2 separate regions of the Mus musculus genome follow, and region 1 is linked to region 2. Evidence: chromatin loops called from intact Hi-C (ENCODE). Cell type or tissue: left cerebral cortex. All regions are shown on one strand. Each heading gives the region's core, and the rest is flanking DNA. Links, peaks and the distances in the headings are about the cores only.

Region 1 (2,907 bases), core at 283-2,782, 80 kb after region 2:
TTCAAAAGTCCTACTTTATATGTGAATTTGTGTTAACTTATATCCACACCAGGATATGAGAGTATCCACACTATTCTCACCAATGAATTCATCTATAAATTAAGCAAATTGGTAAAACAGATTTATGGAGAATACACTGTTTCTGCTATATTAAGTTTGAACATCAATAAAATGTGGTAGACATGCTATTTTGTGAACTGATTTGCATATACTTTAAAATGTTGTTTTGTTCATTTAAAATAACTCTTATTTGTCCTTACATTGTACTATATACTTTTGCCCCTAATTTGTATGCACAAGCCACTGCTTCTGAATTGAGGTTCCAAAAAGACGACGGCCCCATTTTATCTGTGACAGTGTCCAACGTATAAAAGTGAAAATACACACTGTACTTTGTAGAATTATTCTTATATTTTTGGTTGTGAGACTAGCCTTTAACGGCTGAGCCATCTCTCCAGCCCTTGTGGAATTATTCTTAAGATTAATTAGCTAATGTAAGCGAAGCATCTCTTTTGCATTGTCTGTCAAAGAACAGGCCAGTCACCTTACACAACCAAAAGTTTTGCTCTTGGCAAAAATCAGAGTTTAGAAGGGGAACCAGAAGTAGAGATGCAGAATCTCTGAAAGATAAACTACAGTTGCCAATTACTGAATTGAGGACCTGAGCTCTGACTGTGAAGTCTCTTGAGTACAAATCACAGCAGCGATAACGCTTGTAATCTCTCGAAAGCCTAGGCGAGCCAGCAGTCCCCAAGCTGGTCCGGATACTAATTTTCTCTTCGCTCTCTTTGAATTTTAGAAAACTCGTGGTGAAAATGCGAAGGCCGAAGCAGAGAGCGCGCGCGAGGCATCGGGCATCTCCTTCCGAGAGGGTAGCTGGCTTCTGGTTTTAGACAGCAGCCGCTCTGGAGGCTACAGAGGGTTGGAAATGCAGAAGTACAGCCAGAAGTGCAGGGCGGCGTCGGCCAATCCGCTCACCCAAGGACCGGCATTTAGGAGCTGCCCGGAGGTGAGATACAGTGTCGGCCGCTGGATTTGGCTGGTGCAAACCGGAGTGCCGGGTCAGCTGAGCTGTGGCACTAGTCACCTCCTGAGGCCAGCAGAAGAGCGTCCTTGGAACAGCGTCCGAGCGCAGGATCCCAACGGAGTCGCCTGGCCACTTCCGGCGCGCCCGCGTGGACTGGCTCGGACCCGAGCAGCGCGCATGCGCATAGATCAAGCCTCCCGGAGGGGGCGTGGCAGCGGGAAGCATTCTCTGCGCCTGCGCCCTTCTCTGCTAGGTCGGCTGGGGACGAGCTCTAGGCTGGCGTCGCGCTGTCCTGGGTGTCGTGGCCGGGTTACTCTTCACGCCTCACTGCGGCGTCGCGTCGAGTCCCCGAGAGCTCGGCGGGGTGTGGGGAGGTAAGAGCCTCGGAGCCGCCACCGGCCTCTCCTCAGCGTACTGCGGGCGGAGGGGCGGGGCGGCCTCGGACTCGCTAGGCTGCGACGGCCCGGCCTCGCCTTCCTCCGGGACCCGCCTGCCACCCTGGGCTCTGTGCGGCCGAGATACCCGACCCCATCGCGGGCTGGGCTGGGCCGGGTCGGGCCGCACTGGATCCCGCGAGTCCCCGCGGCGCCTGTTGTCGCCGCCTCCTCCGTTTCACTGATGCCTCAGTGTTCGCTCGCTGTCTTTGGTGCCTCTGAAGAGATGACCTTAACTTTTAACAGTTAACCTGTTTGTGCGACCGTGATTGCAATTTGTTACATTCCAGACTCATGTTCTTGGTTAGCCATGTCAGAAAACCAGCCCGTAAATTTAAATATTAACTTCATCTTTTAATTCAAAGAATAAGTTGGTGATGTCATCCGGTTCCGTCACTTACTCGGCTGAGTTTGGCATTTCTCGAGTTGGCAAAAGTTTAGTGGTTTGATCGTGTCTGTCCGATTTTTCACATAACTTCTTTTTTCCCCCTTCTCTTTGATATTAAACTACACATTTAGTGGCAAGCTATTTAAAAATTAGAGGAGGGAATTAGGAATGAGCTAGTCACCATTCCACCGTGCAAAAGTAACCAGCCGCTTACCATTTTGACATTTTTCTTTGTCCTTTTTTTTTTTTTTTTTTTTTTTTTTTGGCCCCTGTTGCATTTTAAACTTAAAATGATAAGAGTGTTGCTCACCTTTCCCATGTTTTTAAAAGCTGTACACATATACCCATTACATTTTTTTACTATACACATAATAATATGAGCAAAAACAATCTTTTGAAGTAGCTACCTTACAAATAAAACTAATTTTTTTGTCCCCAGTCATAATGCCAATTACACATAGTATCCTATATGGTTGAAGATAATGACAATTGAAAAATATTCAAGAAAATGTAATTGTTAATGCAGAATATTTACCATTTTGAAAATTAAAACTCTGGAAATTCTTTTTTTTCTTCACATATTCACTTAAAAATAGTCATACAATGAAGCAAATACTTTATTATATTAAAAAATCTTGGTTGTTTTTAAATTCTAATTCTAATGTACATTGAACATTTTCTTCATGATCATATTACTGTCTTTCACAATTTTATACCCCTTACAGTCTAGTGTCCAACTGCCTTCTAATATATTTTTATTATTTTTATATTGTTAGAATATTTTATATCATTTTTAAGGAAAATAATAAAATTATCTCCTTTTCTCTTTTTAAGTAAAATGTAGAGAGACATAATTTAGCTTTGAAAGGCTTACATAATCCCTACACTAGATTTAGTTTAGTACTTGTTCCTCCGTATTTTCCCCCTTGCTAATACTATTTTAACAATTTTTGTGGAAAATGGATTTATGTTGTACAGAGTTTTGTGATTTTCTTTCTTTCAGCGTTGTGTATTGGATAGTTCTACAGAAGTATGTGTAACCCAGGTCATAGCTTTAT
Region 2 (2,907 bases), core at 191-2,690:
TTACTCAAACCAAAAAGCCCCACTTTCCTCATTTCTGAAAAATGCCAGCTTGACATACAGGGCCACCTCTAAGAGGACAGGACTACTATAGGCCACTAAACCTGATGGGTCCAGAGACACAGCTTAACCCCCTACAGCACGTACAGCTGGCTCCCATTGTCCTGACGTTCAAAGTAAACAAGACCAGTCCTGCACCTGAATGCCCACCCACCGCGATCAGATTCGAGGTTTTGTTTTTGTTTTTTATAACCCCTTAAAACCTAACAAAAAGACAACATGGGAGAAAGACATCCAGATGGCTTTACCTAGTTCGCTGTTGTTTTTCTAACCCTGCAGGAAAAAAAAGGGAAATTAGCATTAAAGGGCTAAAACCTAATAATTCTCTCCAGTTAGGAGCCTCCTATGGCTTGGATATCGTGAATTTAACTGGCAAGATTACAAAACAGGTTCCAGCAAGATGAGTTGCAAAGAAGGGAGCGAAGGCTCGTGCCCAGTCAGGGTTGGGTAGGGTCCGGTCGGTAAACCCATAAAGCAGGGCTGAGCCTTCCCTGTGCCTAGACTTGTGTCCGGGAGTTTGCAAATCGGATATCCAGACGTTCTCGTGAATACAGAGCCCCATGTTCTAGACCTGGAGATGCCAAACGCGGCCGCCCTGCTCGGACTGACCAGTTGTGCTCGGAGTACAGAAACAGAGATCTTGTCCAACCCCACGTTTTTCCTGGATTTATCCCACAGGCAGTGCAGTGGCAGGAGAGCTACGGAACTCAGAGCCACTACTCGAGGCTTCGACCGGAGGTGACACGTCCTGGGAACCGATGGGATCCTCAGCTCCAGACCCGCTCGCCCTGCCAGCCCGGAATCCCGGAGGCCGAACACCGAGGTCGCTGGGGTTGCCTCTCGGGCTTCCCCGCGTCCCTTCCCGCCCACAGGGTTTCCAGAACTCGAGCTTGGCTCGCGTCGGTGTCCGCGATTCTGATAACCCGCGCGGCAGCCCGCCTCGCTCACCTGGCCAGCACAGCACCGGGCAGACATCACCGCGGCCGACGACCTCGCCTCGGGGACGCTGCCCGCTGGGCCCGTCACTCGGGCCCTCTCGGCTTGGTCCGCGAGCGCGCGACTGAAGAAGCTCGTCTTGCTTCCTATCCCCGAGCCCAGCAGCCCAGCTGAGAGCCCCGTACCCTGGCCCGAAAACAACCGCCGCCAAGCCCCGCCCCACAGGCTCCGCCCTAAGACCGCCCCGAGTGTAGGTTCCGCCCCATATCCTAGGCCCCGCCCCTTGAGCGGCCCGGCGGATGGCTATGGCCCCGCCCCTTTCCGGGCAGCACAGTGGGCTTCTTCCTCTCTGGCACTTCCGCCGGAGTTAGACCAAGGGAATGCAGTCTTTACAAGCTCTCGGGTTTTACTGACCCGCCGGGTTTCGCGGCGCTCCTCCGCCCCGGATCCAGTAAACTAGATCCGCTTGCCTTTGGTAGTTAAAACCGTAGCCCTAGAGGAAGACTCCCTCCCGAATGCCCTGCGCTGGTCCCTCCACGAGGGCGCCACTGGTATGGGACTGCGATCGCCTTACTCCTCAGGCATCTACCAGATCCACGTTCGGGAAACCCCTCTGTTCCCGCACCCCCTCAGATGCCAGGTCTCCCCAGGCGCCTAGCTGTTCCACCTGCTGTTCCCGCGGAACTCTGACCGAGAGTCGATCTGGGAACCTAGGTTGGGGTCCTAGTTGCCTCTCAGCTGACCCACGTTGAAAGGAGGATTCCAACATTTGCTTGTTGGATGCCAAGGGAGTGCCAAGTTTTGCTCTCTACCTGAATCTCTTCTCACGGTTACTTCAAATGTAAAACCATTTCTGTTAGTATGATTTTTACACCAATGCCTTTTTGGTTGGAAGAGTATTTCAGATAAACATTGCTGTACCCGTGTGAGGAAAGTGACAGCGGATAAGTAACTTGAATAGCTTGCCTAAAGCCTTGGGAAGTGAAAACGCCTAGCTGACAATCCTAGCCTAGCGTCTGATCCTCAGGCACAAAACCCAGGACTTGACCTTCCCTGGACAGAGCCTTTGCCTATAGTGTCTTGGGAACTTTAGGAGATAGAAACTAAAAAAAACTGTTTTTGATAATCCGTGCTTTAGTTATTACCAACGCTGAATCTTCTGGCGTCTTAGATCCAGGAGTTTAGAGTAACACACACAACCGAGCCCTACTTGGCGGTTAAGAAAAGTTATGAAGACAGTGGCTGTAACTAAAAATAAGAAGGTGTGGGAGGAGCAACCTGCTGGGTGGCAGCCTGTAACTCAGAGCCAGGACCTCCGCAGGGCTTCACAGCGAGCTCCATTGTTTGCTGCAGGGCGGTCACTAGACTTAGAACTTCAGCCCCTGGGGAAACCGGTCTGACACCAAGAGTTTGTCTTTGTGGGAACCGACCAAGAGGTGGGGGAGGGGGGTAAACTGTCCAAACCTTTGAGCTGGAACTTACCCACTCTTTTAGGAGACCCCTCACCCAGTGTCCCAGTGTCACTGGATTAGGATCAGAGACCTCGTAGTGGACTCCTGTTTTGCTTTTGTTTGTTTGCCAGCCCTATGCAAGCACTAGCTTGAGGGTTTCTGAGTACTGATGTCACTATCCTAGAGAGAGCATGCCTCTTAAAGACCTGGAGAGATAGGGCGTGGAACTCCTTTGTACAGAACTTCCCAGCATGCATGAGTTCCTTCCCCAACATGCCAAAAATAATAAATAGTTTGTGGACATGTCAAATGTACACTAAGATACCCCCCCCCAAAAAAAAAAAGTTAGCAAAAGCCTTAACTTCCAGAGTCAGGAAGTTGCAAATTCTTAGCTTCCCTAAGAACAGGCTGGATAACATGGCCTCTTTGAAGCTCTGGCTTAACCATCACTTGTATTCATGCG

What was found. Hi-C counts contacts between places; a loop is a spot of excess contacts. Peaks named below come from ENCODE experiments on the same cell type or tissue, not always from the same donor. Only the 100,000 strongest peaks of a DNase experiment are listed, where the experiment ranks them.
Region 1: a loop joins it to region 2, with 2.2 times the contacts of the local background. A loop is called at or near these places in 5 of 42 quality-filtered maps.

Annotation. Positions count from the first base shown.
Region 1 is chr13:92,529,193-92,532,099 of GRCm38, reverse strand. It overlaps Zfyve16 (zinc finger, FYVE domain containing 16), which reads left to right and starts at 1,290. Exons shown (of 18, transcript NM_173392.4): 1 at 1,290-1,401. In left cerebral cortex, for the core only: no CTCF peak of the experiment used is centred there; a DNase peak (open chromatin) is centred at 1,221; H3K4me3 peaks cover 1,988 bases; H3K27ac peaks cover 1,336 bases.
Region 2 is chr13:92,609,386-92,612,292 of GRCm38, reverse strand. It overlaps Serinc5 (serine incorporator 5), which reads right to left and starts at 1,155. Exons shown (of 12, transcript NM_172588.2): 1 at 1,006-1,155. The coding sequence starts at 1,032. In left cerebral cortex, for the core only: CTCF peaks have their summits at 1,328 and 1,529; DNase peaks (open chromatin) are centred at 640, 1,260 and 2,270; H3K4me3 peaks cover 2,469 bases; H3K27ac peaks cover 2,490 bases.